6 separate regions of the Homo sapiens genome follow, and regions 1, 3, 4, 5 and 6 are each linked to region 2. The links are chromatin contacts, found by Hi-C or POLR2A ChIA-PET in ENCODE. All regions are on one chromosome and are shown on one strand. Each heading gives the region's core, a stretch centred on a gene start or an enhancer-like site at or near the end of the contact. The rest is flanking DNA. Distances are from core to core; before and after follow the strand shown. Region 1 holds the start of LINC02273 (long intergenic non-protein coding RNA 2273). Region 2 holds the start of LRBA (LPS responsive beige-like anchor protein). Region 3 overlaps TMEM154 (transmembrane protein 154). Region 4 holds the start of TMEM154 (transmembrane protein 154). Region 5 overlaps TMEM154 (transmembrane protein 154). Region 6 holds the start of TIGD4 (tigger transposable element derived 4).

Evidence for each region. A loop is a pair of places that touch in the nucleus more often than their neighbours do. ChIA-PET counts read pairs that join two places held with the same protein, here RNA polymerase II (POLR2A). Pooled maps may share reads with other maps.
Region 1: a loop to region 2 is called in a map of CD8-positive, alpha-beta T cell, with 4 times the contacts of the local background. The contact joins the promoter of LINC02273 here to the promoter of LRBA in region 2. A Hi-C loop is called at or near these places in 2 of 168 maps with a recorded cell type or tissue (CD8-positive, alpha-beta T cell and naive thymus-derived CD4-positive, alpha-beta T cell) and 5 of 50 pooled maps. POLR2A ChIA-PET finds 5 or more read pairs at or near these places in 1 of 52 experiments (naive thymus-derived CD4-positive, alpha-beta T cell).
Region 3: a loop to region 2 is called in a map of B cell, with 6 times the contacts of the local background. The contact joins the enhancer-like site here to the promoter of LRBA in region 2. A Hi-C loop is called at or near these places in 3 of 168 maps with a recorded cell type or tissue (B cell and naive thymus-derived CD4-positive, alpha-beta T cell) and 3 of 50 pooled maps. POLR2A ChIA-PET finds 5 or more read pairs at or near these places in 1 of 52 experiments (GM12878).
Region 4: a map of endothelial cell of umbilical vein shows a loop between it and region 2 (13-fold over the local background). The contact joins the promoter of TMEM154 here to the promoter of LRBA in region 2. A Hi-C loop is called at or near these places in 3 of 168 maps with a recorded cell type or tissue (endothelial cell of umbilical vein and naive thymus-derived CD4-positive, alpha-beta T cell) and 8 of 50 pooled maps. POLR2A ChIA-PET finds 5 or more read pairs at or near these places in 1 of 52 experiments (OCI-LY7).
Region 5: a pooled map shows a loop between it and region 2 (3-fold over the local background). The contact joins the enhancer-like site here to the promoter of LRBA in region 2. A Hi-C loop is called at or near these places in 1 of 50 pooled maps. POLR2A ChIA-PET finds 5 or more read pairs at or near these places in 2 of 52 experiments (BJ and GM12878).
Region 6: a map of CD8-positive, alpha-beta T cell shows a loop between it and region 2 (26-fold over the local background). The contact joins the promoter of TIGD4 here to the promoter of LRBA in region 2. A Hi-C loop is called at or near these places in 5 of 168 maps with a recorded cell type or tissue (CD4-positive, alpha-beta T cell, CD8-positive, alpha-beta T cell, gastrocnemius medialis and 1 more), 2 of 37 single-sample maps with no recorded cell type and 18 of 50 pooled maps. POLR2A ChIA-PET finds 5 or more read pairs at or near these places in 2 of 52 experiments (CD4-positive, alpha-beta T cell and CD4-positive, alpha-beta memory T cell).

Annotation. Positions count from the first base shown.
Region 1 is chr4:152,099,368-152,102,139 of GRCh38, reverse strand. It overlaps LINC02273 (long intergenic non-protein coding RNA 2273), which reads right to left and starts at 1,387. Exons shown (of 3, transcript NR_121628.1): 1 at 1,323-1,387; 2 at 560-656. RefSeq lists enhancers at 1-434, 729-1,229, 1,329-1,623, 1,230-1,730.
Region 2 is chr4:151,013,772-151,016,598 of GRCh38, reverse strand. LRBA (LPS responsive beige-like anchor protein) reads left to right here and starts at 1,315. Exons shown (of 57, transcript NM_001364905.1): 1 at 1,315-1,397; 2 at 1,738-2,172. The coding sequence starts at 1,957. RefSeq lists a silencer at 746-895 and enhancers at 447-1,044, 1,396-1,525, 1,706-1,885.
Region 3 is chr4:152,662,446-152,665,186 of GRCh38, reverse strand. The region is part of intron 1 of TMEM154 (transmembrane protein 154); the gene reads left to right. Among named protein-coding and RNA genes, the nearest start is that of TMEM154, 16 kb to the left of the region's middle. RefSeq lists enhancers at 1,354-1,433, 1,524-1,593. Within about 2 kb of position 1,351, at least 4 of the 41 ENCODE cell types and tissues checked have a DNase peak (open chromatin) inside an H3K27ac peak, as active enhancers do; they include B cell and GM12878, where a contact is called at or near this core.
Region 4 is chr4:152,678,651-152,681,350 of GRCh38, reverse strand. It overlaps TMEM154 (transmembrane protein 154), which reads left to right and starts at 1,354. Exons shown (of 7, transcript NM_152680.3): 1 at 1,354-1,481. The coding sequence starts at 1,418. LOC105377495 (a long non-coding RNA gene) reads right to left here and starts at 1,266. Exons shown (of 4, transcript XR_939359.3): 1 at 1,047-1,266; 2 at 678-764; 3 at 211-276. RefSeq lists enhancers at 1,271-1,580, 891-1,720.
Region 5 is chr4:152,642,106-152,644,861 of GRCh38, reverse strand. TMEM154 (transmembrane protein 154) reads left to right here. Exons shown (of 7, transcript NM_152680.3): 4 at 420-447; 5 at 1,689-1,774. Among named protein-coding and RNA genes, the nearest start is that of TMEM154, 37 kb to the left of the region's middle. RefSeq lists enhancers at 374-433, 1,579-1,648. Within about 2 kb of position 1,386, at least 6 of the 41 ENCODE cell types and tissues checked have a DNase peak (open chromatin) inside an H3K27ac peak, as active enhancers do; they include GM12878, where a contact is called at or near this core.
Region 6 is chr4:152,778,367-152,781,066 of GRCh38, reverse strand. It overlaps TIGD4 (tigger transposable element derived 4), which reads left to right and starts at 1,337. Exons shown (of 2, transcript NM_145720.4): 1 at 1,337-1,585. ARFIP1 (ARF interacting protein 1) reads right to left here and starts at 1,113. Exons shown (of 9, transcript NM_001025595.3): 1 at 841-1,113. RefSeq lists enhancers at 836-885, 1,076-1,235, 1,686-1,895.

The DNA of each region.
Region 1 (2,772 bases), core at 138-2,637, 1.1 Mb before region 2:
CTTGCCCCATAGAAGCAAGACAGCCAAGCTTAGAAGCAGCCAGCCCAGCCCTTTTTCAAACTTAGAATCAGTGATCCAAGGGTCCTTTCAGTATTTTTCCACAGGATCTCTGGCTGAATTTCCACAGCATGTGAAAATTCAACTATACACAAGACAGCATGATGCAGCGATTTTCTTTTTTTCTTCTCTCTCTCTCTCTTTTTTTTTTTTTTGCACATTTTATTTTAGTAGCACAACTCTTATTTTCAAATGATCTTACGAAGGACCTCAAGCTGCAGATATTCATGTCTTCACATCAGGCGTCTCTACTTGGGTGTCTGACAGGCACTTAAAATATAAGATGTCCAAAGAGCATTCTGGATGCCCTGCCCCCGCTGCACATGCTCCTCCCTAATGTGCCCTCATCTCTCAGGCCTAACACCTAAAATCATTCTATTCTCAGGTCATCTCTTAGCCTCAAACTCCTGCTTCCAGCTACAAAACATATGTAGAATCCCATCCCTTCCAAGCTAGGGCCCACATAGCTGAAACCTTGTTTTCAGCCAGTATCCCCTCTTACCTGGATGACTGCAACGAACTTATAATAGGTCTTCCCACTTTTATTACTGCTTCCTATACTTCCCTGGATCGGAATGCAGTTTCCCATATGCTTCTACCTACAGGGAAAGAACAGGTATGGCTGGCTTACATAATTGTCAGATGGAGCAACATTTGCTTCACTTAAAATTGTTTTTAGAAGTCTAGACTTTAGAATCTCTACTTGTTAATGACAATATAACAATGACCAATTACTACCATTTTAAACGTATTATTTCTCTATTTAGTGAAATAATACGTTTAAAATGTAGATCAGATGGTGACTTTCACCCTGTTCAAAGTGCTCCAACATCTCCCATCACTCTTAAACTGCAAACTCCTTACCGTGGTCTACCAGGCTCTCTGCCATCTGGTTTCCTGGTAGCCCATTGGCTGAACTGCCAGCTGCTGTCTCCTTGACTCCTGTGGCTCCAGACACACTGGACTTATTGTTGGTTCTCAAATGTGCCAAGCTTGTTCTCTGCTTTGCATTTGCTGTTTCCTCTGCTTAGAACCTCTGGTGCCCTTGACTTTGAATGGCTCACTTCCTCACACCAATCAAGTCTTTGCCTAAAGTCTCTGCCTTTGCTCAGAGAGGCCTTCCCTTGCCACCTCTTTAAAATAGCCTGCCTCACTCCTACTCTCGAGCTCCTCAGTCAGCCCCCACCCAGCACACACCACATTTCATAGTGGATGTTGTTGTGTGCCACTCAGATCCCCTGGCAGAACCGAAAAACGCTTGTCACCTTAGCTGCTGGGAGTGCAGGCTCCACCAACTCACACCTGAGACACTTTCCAAGCATTGCAAAGTGTCAGAGGTGTGTCATTTCCTCTGTCAGAGGAAGCTGCTCCACCCACATGTACACCCACTTCCTGGAGGCAGCTTGCATCCAAAGGCTGGTCACATGGGAGTGCAAATGCCCAGTCCTCCAATCTTAATTAGGACAACACTGCTTGTTGTCCCAAGCTGCAAAGCTCCTCAGGAGGAAGACAGAAAGCAACTTTTCCATCTGTCCGACCTGCGTCCCTCACCCTTCACACTTGTTGCTCCTGAGATCACGCCCCAAAAACCTCCTGCAAATCTCTTTGTCAGAGTCTACTTCCTGCAGAACCTGACCTGTGGGCCTCTACCCCAAATTGTGGGTTTTTAACTTACTTGTTTATTTCCTGTCTCTCCAACAAAGACGTAAGTTCTGTAACAGCAAGGAAAGGTCTATCTTACTCCCCTCTCTATCCTGGCCCAGACGCCTAGACAGTGCCTGGAATACGTGGAAGTTCAATAAATATTGAATGAATAAATGAATGCACCCCCCAATCTATATAATAGATAATAGGGAAACTGTCTTCCTGAAATTGTTTGTGTGTCAGGGGCACTCCTCCCTCTGTCACTCCTCTACCCACCGCTGGAGAAGTACCCAGGGCACCTCAGCAGCACCTTCAGGCAGAGTCAATTTTAGAATCAGGAAAGCAAGATTCATAGCCAGGTTCCATCACTAGCAAGCCCTTCCCAGTATCTCCTGGAGTCAGTATTGGGCCTTGCAGGCTCTTTAGCTTGTTCGACTGCGACAATGAGCGCCACACTCCGCTCCTGGAAAATAAGCTGGGAGAATGGAAAAGCTAATTGAATTGGTTCATCTCTCTGAAGCCAGTGATAAATCTTAGGGGTCTGAAGAAGGCCCTAGGGGATCTAATGCCCCCAGTGAGATCTGGGGTGGGGAAATTGACCTCAGACTCTGAACCTCGAATCAAGAGTGGTTCATTTTTACTACAGAGCCTGGAAGGGAGACTGCTTGGGACCTGCCCTTGGGTGACTCCTGCTGGCCCCTGGGGAGCCAAGTTTTATTCCAGTAGAATGTCCAGGAAGCTGTGCACCCTGGTGACAACTCACTTTCGCCTATGCCTTTAGAGTAAGTCTCCTTCTTGATTTCCAGGATTGGAATTCCCTGGAATGTTCAATGTGCCATCATTACCAGGACATAAAGAATGTTTCTGGGTCAAGAAGGTGCCAGAGATGGTTTAATGCACATCCTCATTACCTAATTGTTTTCTCCTGGTCTCTTCTCCAATTGCTTCCGTGTCTGATGAATTTTTCTCTGCTTTCATATGTGTTTTTGACAGAGACAGGGGAGCAAGGCTATCTGTGGGCTTTAGATCGCCTGACTTTTCTTTTGAGCATGATGAGTTGGAGTTAGATAA
Region 2 (2,827 bases), core at 66-2,565:
TTAATAGCGGGTGGAAAGAAGGGACACTGAGTATGAGGACCTATCTGTACTACCTAATATAATTTATCTTTTGATCTACTCTGAGAATGACGCGAGCCTAATCTTCACATTGGAAAATCACGAGAGGAAAAAACCCTTCGGAGGTCTACAGGCACAAGGAACCCTGTCTCCACGCTGTTTATAGCAGCTGTCTCAGGAATCCTCTGCCTAGAATGAATGTGGGAGAGGTTTCGTGGCGCGGCAGCTGCAAAGCAAGGAATCTTTCCCATTCCTCGTCGACTCGGTCCCCTCCCCTCCCCTCCCGAATGGCGGCAGCTGCCGAGGTATCCCAGTGGAAATCTCCAAGTCTCCGCCGAGAGCGGCGGGCGGGCAACAGCTGAAAGCAGCCAGGGGTGGGGACTCCTCGCTCCCATTGGGCAGGGACAGCAGCCTCACTGGCTCCAGCGCCGTCACCTCTCTGGCTCGTAGAGGTGCCTCAGGTGTTCTTCTCCAAGTCCAATGAGACACCTAGGCAACGCAGCGCGTGTTCCCTCCGCGCCAAGAGACCCTACGGTAACTTAACAACAGCAGGAGCGCCAAAATCCCCGCCTCAGGACTTGGCAGAAGCACCTCCCGAGGTCCGAGAGTGGGAGAGGGGAAAGTGTAGGCCCTCGGACGGAAGGGTCTCTCCTCGCCGGGCCGGGTACACACCTGGTGCTACCAGAGCAGCGCGCCTAGTGCAGCCGGAAGCCCCAGCCCAGCACTCCGGCTGGCTCGGGGCCCCCTTGGCTGTCCGCGCGTCGTCACCGCGCCCCCGCCGCGCGGCTGCCTCCGCCTTCGCGCCCTCCCGCCCCGCGCACTCGCGCTCGCGCACGCGCACGCCGCGCCCGGCAGCACTCGGCGCTGTCATGGCGGCCGGGAGCAGCTTCAGTGGGCACACGACAGCCGCGCGACCCGTGGCGGGGCGAGCTGTGGCAGTAGCATCCTCACCACTCGCAGCAGCCTCAGCCGCGGCGCCCGTAGCGCCAGCAGCGGCTGCTTTTGCAAAGGCTGAGCGCAGGGGCGGGGCGGGCCAGGAAGCCATGGAGTTCTGTGCAGCCGCGGACTCCCGGGGAGCGGACTAGGGAAACTTGGAGGCTGCGACCAGGTGCACTGACCTCTCTGTCCTCCCTTCTCTCCCTGCGGTGGCCGCTGGGTTTCTCTGGCCGCTCCCCTCCCTTCCTGCCACCACACACACCTCCCCACCCCTTCCCGTCGAATCTCAGGTGCCTGAGAGAGGTGCTTCACTCCTCCCACTGGGCCGAGCATTTAGAATAATCACCGCCCCCTTCCCCCGCCTTTTCCTGCCCTGGATCTCCGCCGCCACCTCGGTCTCGCTGCTCCTGGGCGGGGGGTGAGGACGAGTCCGGAGTATCTGGGTGAGGAAGAACTTTCTACCTCTGTGATAGCTTGTGGGCCCCCCTTCTTTCCTCCGATCCCTCCTTTCCCCGCGACAGTTTCTCTTTCTAGTGCACCTGTGAGGAGAGGTTACCCTGCGCCTAGAACCTGCACGAGAGTGGGGGAGGAGTGAGCCTGTTCGGGGGCCTCTTGGACCTGCCTTCACCCAGAACCCAGCTTTTTGAGCCCGGGAGAAGCGGGTGGCTAGTAGTGGGGTGCCTTTAGTAACTTACTTGACCGACAATAACTATTTCCCTCTTGTCCCCTCAAAACCCTAAAACAAAACCTAGCCTATTTAACATATATTTAATCTTCCAATAGGGTTTGGCGTTGTTGTCAGCCTCGGGGAGAGAGATTGGACAAATATTCTCCAAGAGGAGGAGGGCGACGCCAAGGACTTTCCACATCAACTGCTTTGGGGTATCTCCACAAGTTGGAAGAGGGACCCTTTCGTTTTGCATTGCGTGTGTTGTGCTCATTACCAGTGCAGCGACTGCCGTCCCAGGGTGACTCTGAGTTGTCCTTTATCGTGAGCTAGCAATGGCTAGCGAAGACAATCGTGTCCCTTCCCCGCCACCAACAGGTGATGACGGGGGAGGTGGAGGGAGAGAAGAAACCCCTACTGAAGGGGGTGCATTGTCTCTGAAACCAGGGCTCCCCATCAGGGGCATCAGAATGAAATTTGCCGTGTTGACCGGTTTGGTTGAAGTTGGAGAAGTATCCAATAGGGATATTGTAGAAACTGTCTTTAACCTGGTAAGTCCATGAATATTTTATAAGCATATACTCTTTTCAGTGGGTTGGGGAACAAGATCTTAAAGCTGGAGCCATGTGGTTTACTCACACTGATGGTGACTTTTTTCGTGTATAGGGACACAAAATTCTACTCACCTAAATGAAACAATTTCATCTGTTTTTTAGATTGAAGGGAATTGTGCAAACTTAGATGATCCAGGTTTTGTGAAAGTGAACACATCACTTTTGTGCTAAGGAAATAATTGTTGCTATGGAAGTATTGGGGGGAGGTTCTAGCGGAGGAGTTATCTCTAATTTTTTTTTTCTTGGCTTGTATGCCTAAGTCTGCGTTTCCCTTTACCACTTTAAATAATTTCTTGTGACCTTTTTTTGGACTTGAGAATTAATGTCTTTGATTCTGTCGAAGTTATGTTTTGCTACAATAAGTTTAAAAATTTGTTTGTAGTGCTGATGCAAGATTAATTTGCTGCAAAGTTAGTATTTTTAATTTTGACTAGTTTTATTTTTAGACATAACTAACAAAAGTTAAATTGGTGATGAATTTAGGATTGCATTTAAAGTAATCTTGTGAAAATTGAATGGCAATATGAAAAAAGGAATTGAAGCAGATACAGTATAATTTTTATGTGTTTTATAAATTCATGTCTAGCAGGAA
Region 3 (2,741 bases), core at 102-2,601, 1.6 Mb before region 2:
CCAGGCTAGAGTGCACTGGTGTGATCATAGCTCATTCAGCCTTGGACTGGACTCAAGTGATCCTCCTGCTTCGTTCTCCCTAGAAGCTGCACCCTCAGGTATTTTGATGTAACTGAGTTTGGGGTATGGTGTGGGCATCAGGTTATTGAAAGATGCCTCAGTGATTCTATGGGCAGACTAGGCTGAGAACCACTGGAAGACTTCCTGGTTTGTTTTTCTCTCCTTCTTCTAATGCTAATCAGGCTCTTCATTATATACAGGAGAATGAAAAGGAGTCAGGCTTTTGGGTGTGATTTCTTGATCATCCTGAAATTCAAACATGTCAGTTACTCCACAACGCAGGGAAGAGTTTGAGGGCTTGACATCTGACATGTTTTCTTTCATTTTACCATCTTAACTATAAAATTGTTTAAATAATTTGCACATGGAGTTCACATAATTGACAAATGAAAGAATGGGGCATCTGACTGTGGTCCAACATACTTCATGACATCCTGAGTTTAGTAGCATTCTCTTGTCATTGTTTTATTTCACATTGTATTACTAATGTGACAGTCTTTCAGTAAGTTTATAATACTTTCTTCTTCTAACTTTAAAAGCTAGAGCTTGGTTGCAGTTTTATAACATATTTTTGTGTTTATTAATTAAGCTTTAAAAAAATTTTACTTTAAATTCCAGTGTGCAGGTTTGTTACATAGGTATATGTGTGCCATGGCGGTTTGCTACACCTATCAACCCATCATATAGGTTTTAAGCCCTGCATGTATTAGGTATTTGTCCTAATGCTCTCCCTCCCCTTGTACCCCCCCGCCACGACAGGCCCCAGTGTGTGTTGTTCCCCTCCCTGTGTCCATGTATTGTCATTGTTCAACTCCCACTTATGAGTGAGAACATGTGGTGTTTGGTTTTCTGTTCCTGTGTTAGTTTGCTGCGAATGATGGCTTCCAGTTTCATCCATGTCCTTGCAAAGGGCCTGATCTCATTCTTTTTTATGGTTGCATAGTATTCCACGGTGTATATGTACCACATTTTCTTTATCCAGTCTATCATTGATGGGCATTTGGGTTGGTTCCATGTCTTTGCTATTGTAAACAGTGCACGTATGTGTTGGTTGCACATTTGTTTCACTTTCAGAAAAAGAGAAGTTAGCTAGTTTGCTTCCTGGAGAAGCAGAGTCATTTCCATTTAGTGATAATGCCCTGAGCAGGGATAATGGGGACACTGTGCTGCCCAGCTGTTGGGGCTGCCAGGCGTTACCTCAAACATTTCTTCCCATTTACAAGGATTTCCCCATACATCCTCACCAGATGTGTGAAAGATGAATCCCAGATGTGTCTGCGTGAATATTGTCAATAAGTATTTGTAAGTGACTCTGTACACTGTGCAGTTTATTATCAAGTGATCTTAAGATTTTTGGATAAACAATAAAGTGAAGTATTGCAGCTTAGTTTCATCATTCACATGACTGACCACTTCCATTATCTCTTTAAAATGCTACATTATCTGACCAGAGAGAAAGAGAACTGGTGAAACGGAGAGAGACTTCCTGGGAGAGTTTGTGTTGCGGTCACTTGAGATGACTGTGACTTGGCCACCTAACAGCAGGGGCTTCTGCCAAATCTGCAGCTTATGAGGCTACCAGCCTCGGCCCTCACACCCAGTGATCTGGGAGTTTGGTCCCATGCAGGGCATGAAGCCACGCAAGACTGACCTTCACACACCTTTCTGCTTCTAACCTGTTGTGTTCCTTATTTCTTCTTTTCTATTCTTTTGCTTGTTAATGCCTCTCTCTTTGCCCTCTAACCCTGTGTCCTATTTCTGTCTTCTGTAGCTTTGCTAGTTTTACCTCTAGCCCCACCTCTTTTACCCTGAAATATGCCCAAATTTAGATAAGGAAGTAAAGTAGCAGTAAAATGAGGAAGTTATACCAGGCAGATTAACCTTCTGGGGAACAGCAGAGAAACAGGCAAGTACAGAGATGGGGGAAAGAGAACAGGTGATGGATGAAGAAAATAACAAAGACACAAATACCTGGCCCGTGTATGGTGCTTTATGGCTCCTAAAGCATTTTAACAGTTCTTATTTCATTTACTTTCATATGAACACTATGGGCTAGACAGAGCAGAAGGCCTACTTTTTTGGCTTTTAGGAAATGGAGAATTAGAGAGGGAGGGAATTCTTCCCAGGCCCCAAGGGTGCAGAGGGCAGCAGCCAGTCTCAAGCCTAGCTCTTCTGAATTCAAATCCTGTCTTCCTTCCACGATGCTATGGTTATGTCCTTGGAGTCCTGGAGCGCAGCACAGGGAAGTACCCCTGTGTGTTCTGGAGGGTTCACCTCCAGACTTATTTCCTGAAAGAGAGTTCTGCCTTCCTCCACAGTGGCTGGACTCCCAAAGTTGTAAAAGGTCACTTTCACCCAAGAAGCCCAGGATGCCGCCCGCAGGAAATCTCCATGGACGATTATGGGCCTTAGTCAGTGTTTCTTTAAACACAGTGGTTTTAGGGGGCCCCATGTCCACTGCATTAAGAGTGGCTGTTAACCCATAGGCCATGGGAGGGACACCTGTCATGTTTTGGGGGAAATCCCTTGAGCTGCCCTCCGCATCCATACTTTTGTGGCCTTTGGCACCTCCTCTGGTTTCCACCTTGTTGGTGTACACTTCTGATTTTCTTCCTAACTCTTACCTTGTCACCTTGGCAATCCACTCCTGGCTGCTGATCTGATTCTATGGCTCATCTTTG
Region 4 (2,700 bases), core at 105-2,604, 1.7 Mb before region 2:
AAGCATATTTTATCAAGAATTGACTTAATTGCCAGTTTAAAACATTAAAGTGCATACTGTAAATCCATTAACAAACTGATCCTTACATGAATCACCAACCTATTTCTTGTGAATAATAACTGAGATAAACAGTGACTAATGACATTGAAAAGCAGCAATGCATTAAAGAAAAATTAACAGCTATGTCAGGGGCTAAGGAATTCCAGTCACCTCATACGTTTGCACCAACCAGATCACTGAAGACAAACGACGGGAAGTCATGACTCAGATGGTGATCTGCAGGGAAAGGTTTAGAGATGAGATGTGTCTGATGCCTCAACACTACCCCTCTCTCCATCTGTCTGTCTCTCTTGGCACCACGATTATGAAACTGCATTCTGAATGCTTAGGCCCTAAACCTAAACCAAGGGAAGGACCTCCAATAGAACACCCAACACACACTAATCTCCACTGTATACTAGACACAACCTTTCTGTATTGTTTCGATTGGATAGGATTTCTACCATTATTCTATTTCGTTTCTGTCCTGTTTTGTTTGTTGTCTGAGAACTTGATTGTCAAGTAAGAAGGAAGGAAGGTGAGATGCAGATTCACCCCTACCTCCACCCTCAGAGCATATTCTCCTTTGGAAATGGACCTTGAAAAGATCATTTCTCTCTGGGGAAGCAGAACATAACCTTAAGGTGTGGGTGTGGCATCCACCTCCATCTGGCGTGGGCCTTGGTGGGAGGAGGGCATTCCAGAGTGGAGAAAGGAGAATGGACCTGGCGGAGAGAAGTGGTCTGGCAGTTTTCTGATGATGCAGTTGTCCCTGCTGTCTGGGCCTGCGCTATCCAACACAGCAGCCACTAGCCACTTGGAGTTATTAAAATTTTATAAAAATTCAATAAAATTTAAATTCCATCAGCACTAGCCTCAGTTCAAATGCTCAGTGGCCAATGTGGCTGATACTGTATCAGACGGCGCAGACTTGGAACATTTCCATCAGGGCAGAAAGTTCTACAGGACAGCTTCTTCCTAGGGTCTAGGCAGCCCCGGAGCCTCACCTGGGGGATAAGCAAAATCACAGAGTGAGAATGCGTGTGGTCCAGGACCCCTCCCAGTCCCAGATACCGAACGACATCTGAGCAAGGGACTCTGTTGCCCCGGGGACGGTTTCAAAAGCTGGAGGCCGGGACTCCAAAGGGCTGGAGAGGCGTGATAATAGAACCAGTGCTTCAACAGCAACTTCTCTTTTGCAATCCTTGCTGGTCTGACAGGCTCCTGCAGAATTACATCACTTCCTAAAAAACAGGCACACACCTCTCCTTCAAGTCAGCACCGACCCAAACAAGCAGGAAACAGGAAATGTTCACGTTTCAGAGAGGCTGCAGCCCGGCGCAGCATCCTGAGCGCGCCTCTGCCGAGGCGAGCGGACATGCAGGCTCCCCGCGCAGCCCTAGTCTTCGCCCTGGTGATCGCGCTCGTTCCCGTCGGCCGGGGTAAGCCGCCTCCACTTCCTACTCCTGGGAAGGAGGATCGCAAAAGCTGGTAGGGTGCCCGAGGCTACAGAACTCTGCCGGGGAGGGTGACACCCAGAAAATCTAATCCTTTCTGTGAAAGAAGTGGAGAAAATTAGAACTCCTTTTTTTGGGGGGTGGGATGGAGAGGGGACTTCGCTTTCGCTGCAGCTGTCTAAACTGGCTACAGCTCTCACTTCATTTAACCCTCTTTCAGTCTTTGTCTTCCAGGAAGTGTGCGTCCCTGTAATTTACCAGCTTTAATGGGCATATTAAGAAAACCATAAACTTTTTGGCAGTTTATGTAAAAAAAAACAAAAGCTTCAATTGGCTGAAACAGAGACATGATTAATTTGCTTTTTATGGTGTGGGCTGAGAAGTCTGCTGATTCCAAAATCTCCTGGAAAAACTGGGGTGTGAAAATTTACTACTAGAAAGCATACTAAAGAAACGACATAAACTTAAAAAAAAAAAAAGGAAACGGGAAATTATCCGAAGAGCTACCAAAGAGCTATGTGTTAGAGGGTAGCCCTCTAACACATCAAGTAAGGTCTTTCATCTACTTTTATTGCACCTTGTTACTTTTACAGATTTTTTTTTTGCATTGATTGTTACTAATGAAGATTTGTTTGAAAAAGTAATATGATTGGAACCAATCAAAGGTATTGGAAAAAACAATATTGAATCTCATTATTATGGGCTAAAAGCAACAACTGATTTACACCCTTGCCAGTTGCTACAACAAGCACAAGCACCTTCAGCTGCCTCTCTTGTTGACTTGCCTTTGGGCAAATACACTGGCTGCCCATTGTTTCTGTCAATGAACACCGACTGCTTCTAGTGTAGGGCAGTATTTACCAAGCAAAAGGAAAGTTCTCAAGCTACAGTTCTTTAGATAGAATGAGGGACATCAGCCCCAACCTAACAGATGTGACAACTTCCTGGAGGTCAGCAGCCAGCACCCAGCCACCCCACTCCATCAATTTCTCTTCCCCTGGGTGTTCTCCATGTGGTCCCCCAGGCATCTGAGGTAGAAAACAAAGTGGAAGGCAAATCATTCCAGCTGAAAAGATGTCTGGTTAAATTGAGTTTAGTGTTCAGAGTGGGTTTGGAAGTTGATGTGTTGTTTTATGCCCAGTGTTTTGGAGCTGGAAGGGAACTTGAAGATGATGCAGCTCAAACCATATTGGGCACACAGGTG
Region 5 (2,756 bases), core at 137-2,636, 1.6 Mb before region 2:
TGTCACAGTGTTCAGCATGGTGTATCACAGGAGATGAAGCAGCAGCCTTTAGATCTGGGACATTTTACTGAAGGAGGCCAAGGAGCAAGCCCTCTTGTTTCACCCTCCCTTGCCTTTCCTTACCAATGTTTTCCTCTTCTTGTGGATGTAAAAAATAAAGACGGATGAACATCTGGTCTGAAGTGAGCGTTCTCAGCAGACCATCCACATCTAAAAGAAAGCAGATTTCACACGGATTAGGACCTCGTTTTAATATGGCAATCCACACTTCTTTGACTCTAAGTTAATGATCGCTCCTTTAAAAATGTTACTTAATGTCATTTTGCTCTCTTTGTAAAGGAGACTTCAGCTGTTGTTGAAATTAAAAGTTGTTACAGAAGAACAAAGCTAACATGACCTTTATGTTCATTTCCTTTTAGATGAACTGGGAAGTGAAAACGTGAAAGTGTAAGTTTTCCCTGCTGCTTCTGATCCACCTGGGGTGTGAACAGCAACTGTTAAGGTGGACAGCTGCCTTTTCAGGTGTTTTTGTTCTGACATCTTGCGGGACTCTCCTGCTTCCCAGGCGGGGTTGGAGATCCTTGGCAGCCTGAGGGAGGATGTGCTGGCATCCCCAAACCCTATCCAGCGTGTGAGTGTGATCTGGGCAAAGACAGCTTGGCATCTGTTTTATTTCATTGTCCTACATTCAGAAAAGAATCCTGACTGCTACCAATTTCAAGTGCATAGCAGTTAAATATTCTATCCCTAGCTGTATTTCAAGGACATTGGTTCATTTACTCTGATTAGAAATTTTATCACCAGGAAAGATACTTGAGCTGGTATTTAGCAGGGAGCCCTGGTCGAAGCAGAAGTTCACACAGCAAGAACCCCCAGGGATGGGAGAGAGAGAGGAGGAGAAGGGAAGAGTGGGAGGAGCAGGAGGAAGGGAGAGGAGGGAGGGAAGGAGGGGTGGGAGAGAGAAAAACAAGCCTCCACTCAGAAGCATGTTCTGGGGTGATGCCATATCCTCCCCATCTTCCAAGCAGCCTCCTGGTTTAGAAACTTTATCGCTTCCTCTACGCAGTGTACCGCCTACGCTGCTTTCAGAGCTGGTGGTCCATCCTTCCCCAACCCCATCTCCACTAACCACGGACTCTGTCCCCTGACTGTGCACTTTGAGCTTCTGCAAGTGAGGGCGGTGAATTTCTGAAAGCAACTGCTCCATTTCTCCAAGAGAGAAAGGCCTGGGAATTGAAGGGACAGGTGATAACTGTAGCCTGTTGACAGTGGCCTCTTGACCTGGGGCACTGATCAAAAAACCCCAAGGAACAGGAAGTGAAATTAAGCAAGGCTAAAATGCTTCATATGGCAACTCCCCGGAAGGGCCTCACCCTGGGAGCCTTGCAGACTTGACTTTGCACCTTCAGGGGAGCAGTCAGCCTCCTGGGTTCCCTTTTTTGTCCACTTGTTGGGCCTGTGGGCACCCCACTTTTGGACCTGTGATAAATGTATGTTTGTTTGTGTGGTAGCCTTTCTTCCTATTAAAGTTTGGTAGTTTGGAATAGGGCAAGCCCCCAGGCTTCCCTAGAGCATAAGGCACTGAATCAAGTTCATCTTCCTCAGGATCAGCATTCTAGTCTCTTTCCAAATGAAATTAGGCATCTTTCACATTTCTTTCTAACAAGTCTTTTGCTCTCTATTTCTAGCCCTATTTTTGAGGAAGATACACCCTCTGTTATGGAAATTGAAATGGAAGAGCTTGATAAATGGATGAACAGCATGAATAGAAATGGTATGTGGTAACCTAAAGTTGTTTTTTTTCTTTCCTCTCTAGTAACAGAAGGCTGCAACAGCTTTATAAATATCTCAATAAATCCTGGAGTGAGACAGAAGAACCCAATCCCACATTAGATCTGGTACATGCAGATAATAAACCTGGTCTGACAATACTTAAATATTCAGCTTAATTGTTGCCACTTGTTTTTATTTCTGTACAAGTTGTTGAAATGGTCTTTTTGAAGCAGAAAATGGTATTTTATTCAAGAAAGGAAATCTCTGAGGCCAAATGATCTGGAAAAAGTTAGCATCTGGCATTACCTTATACATTACAGAATTTAAAGATCTACAATTTTAAACTGACTATGGATATAAAACTTTATCAAATGTAGTATCCATAGATCTGTGCTGTTCAACGTAATAGATAATCACCAAATGTGGCTATTTAAATTTAAATTAATTAAAATTAAAATTAAAAAATATTGAGTGTTTAGTAGCCAATGGCTACTAAGTGGACAGTGTAATGTAGAATATTTCTATCACTTTAGAATGCTCTATTGGACATTGCTCATGTAGATGGTGATATACATACCCCATATAACAATTTCCAATTGATATCTGGCAGTAATGGAAGTATATGTTCCTTACTTTTTAGTAAATCAATAATGGGACTTTAAAATGATGACAGCTGCTTTTTCTTTTTCAAATTCCCTTTAAAAATTAATTATTTTTACTACTTAGATTAAATGAATAAAACCCAGCATTATCATGTCATTTGTATTTTTTACCATTTATCTTAAAAAAATACCCTAGGGTCTGTCAAATTCAACACTCTACAGTAGAGTTAGAAAATTCAGAGACTGGTTATAAGAACTATTACTACCAGGCCAGGCACGGTGGCTCACGCCTATAATCCCAGCACTTTTGGAGGCCGAGGCGGGTGGATAACCTGAGGTCAGGAGTTCGAAACCAGCCTGGCCAACATGGTGAAACACCAT
Region 6 (2,700 bases), core at 88-2,587, 1.8 Mb before region 2:
CGGCTTTTCCTTATCAAATAATAATGTAGTTAGATGAATTTTATACTTTAGGAGAAAACAGGGTAGGGGCGGGGGACAGAAATCCTAAGAGTGGCCAAAGGATCTGCAGGAAGTATAAAGTGTAAACTTTTTGAAATCAAAGGGCTCAAGAGGAAGGTAAGAACAAAACAAAGGAAGTAATAACAAAATAAAGTAAAAGGGAAAAACGTCTAGCATCTAAAAACTGTTTTTAAAAAATTATTTCCTTTTCCTAGACACGTAAACAGTAGTAACTTGGCAAACAGGAACGGAGCAGAAGACAATCGAACAACTCCCTTTCCAAAACTCCAGCATTCCTTAGTCAGGCTTGGGACATTTCACAGGCAAGACTCCTCTCTGCACCACTGCCAGATGAATCTCTCAGAGGGACTGTCACTATCTCCCTTCCTCCCACTGCGGGAGAGAGGAAGCTGGGGATGCAGGGAGAAGAGGGGAGAAATGAGGGTTGGACAGCAAGCCTGAAGGTGGCCCACTCCGACACTTTGTCAAGAAAGGTCCGGATTCTGGATCCTGCAACTCCTTTTCCCACCCAATGTATGCAAAGCCAAGAGAGTGCCTCCCTGCAAGGGCCGGTCCTACACCTTCACTCGACTGTTTCGGGGGCACACTCAGAGGGACAGAAGGAATGAAGGACAGAAGAAACCAAAGGCATAACACTTGGGCAGATACGGCACAGACTAAGGAGAGGCGTGCCCTGTGAAAGTTCGGAACGGTGAACCCGTAGGCAACGTGCCCGCCCCACCAGCCACCTCAAACCATCTTTCCCCCGCCTTTTCCCAGGCGAGCCAGCTCCGCCCTCACCTTTCTTAGGGTAACTCGGTAGCTTCTAAGTCGAGGCTTATCCTTTCCGCCGCTCTCTGGAATCGCCTCAACCCTGGCAAAAACTGAGCGGAAACGCGACCCGGACCTTTTCCTTCTTCCCCTTCCCCCACGCACCTCGGCTGCTCGGGGGCGGGGAGCAACTGCAGCTGTCACAAATTCACACTGACCAACCGCCGAGGACAGTCGGACCGGCGACCTCTCAACCCAGCCTCCAGAACCAGAACCAAGAGCAGCGAAGCCGGAAGTGAGGAGACCGGAAGTAGCGTTGTCCCTGGCCCTGGACGGCCTCTCTCTCCCTCAATCCGGCCTTGCCCGGCCACGTCTCGGTGGTGTCAGCGCACCTCCCACGAGGATCCCTCCGCCCTTCTCCGGGAGGCGGGCTACGCCCCTCCCTCTGCTGCCCTAGCAACCACATCCGGGACTCCGGCGGTGTCGTTGCCCGGGTAATTTTCTGGCAGCGACCTAATGCGCGCGGGGCCAGAGGCACCGGCTAGAGCTGGGAGCTTGCGGAAGGGCGCCCCTGCCTGGTCTTGAGAGGTCGAAGGTCTCCAGGAGGCCTCCGCCTCCCTCTTTTTCATTCACACACCCTAGCCTCACACGTTAGGAGGACCCCCCCAACAGACCGTGAGCTGGTGCCGGGAGGGTGGAGGTAGATGTACCTCACCTCCACGCTACCACAGAAGAGCGAAAGCTGCTTTCTCAGCCACCGGAGAGCACGAAGAAGGTTATTCCAGTCCCGGGGGGAAGGTGGGGGTGGTAGGGAGAATGCGAAGATAAGGCAGCAGACGGAATGCGGGCGCTGCCTCGCGCTGCCCCCGTGCCTGGGGAGCCCTCTCCCTTCAGAAAGGCTAGACCCCCGGGCCCGGCATCCCTGAGCTCTTACTTGCTCTGGATTTGTGATCGCTTTTTGCTTTTTGCTCGCTCTCTCACAGTAGATTCCTTGATACTTTTCTTTCCGGCTCCTCTTTCTTTTTCCGGATGACCGAGCTCTGCTTTCTTTGCTTGCCCCATTACTTCTTAAATAGATCATTGTTCTGTCACGGAAACTGCTGAACAATTCGCTCTCTCAGAGCCCTTCGTAGTTTCCTAAACGGGGCCCCAACCTGCACTACTCTCCCCATCCCCAGAGCTCAGTGGTGCGAAAGCGTGGCTCCCCCGTGGCGCTAGATAGACCTGAAGTTCATTTACACACTGTACCATACAGTTGGTCCATCACAGAATATCCCTTCGAACTGCTGGACTGCTTTTCCTTTGACAGCTTTGAATGCTCATTTTTACTCCCATTTCACTTGTAGAAATGCGAAGGGTAACTGTGCACACGGCGAGATTTACCCTTCTTTAGACCGTACTTCTCAGCTGCCTTTACTTGTCACAGTAGCTGACAAGATATTTTTAATGACTAATGCCCAAAGGCAGAGCTCTACCTCTACAGATTTCCAGGGAGTTTCAGTGTAGTGAAATATCCCTGGCAGGTATCTTCCCCAGATCTGTGAATAGTAAACACCTATGGCACCATAAATGTTTCCAATGTATAACAATATTGATTGAGCTCTCTAGGATACCACCTCTTAAAAAAATAGTACTGAAATTCCAAAACATAAATCTCTTATCTTAAGTGGTTCTGTCTTAAACAAAAGAAAGGAGCAAATATATATGCCAACCCACTCAAACTGTAACTTCAATTGTTATAGCTTACTGTGGATTTTTCTGTACAAAGCCATCTTGTTGGTTTGGAGACCATTAGTCTTCTCAATTATAAGAAAATAATCCCAATCTAAATTAATTACTGCTGTAATTGTGTAGGAACTGAGCAACTACAGAACTTGCAGCTAAGTACAA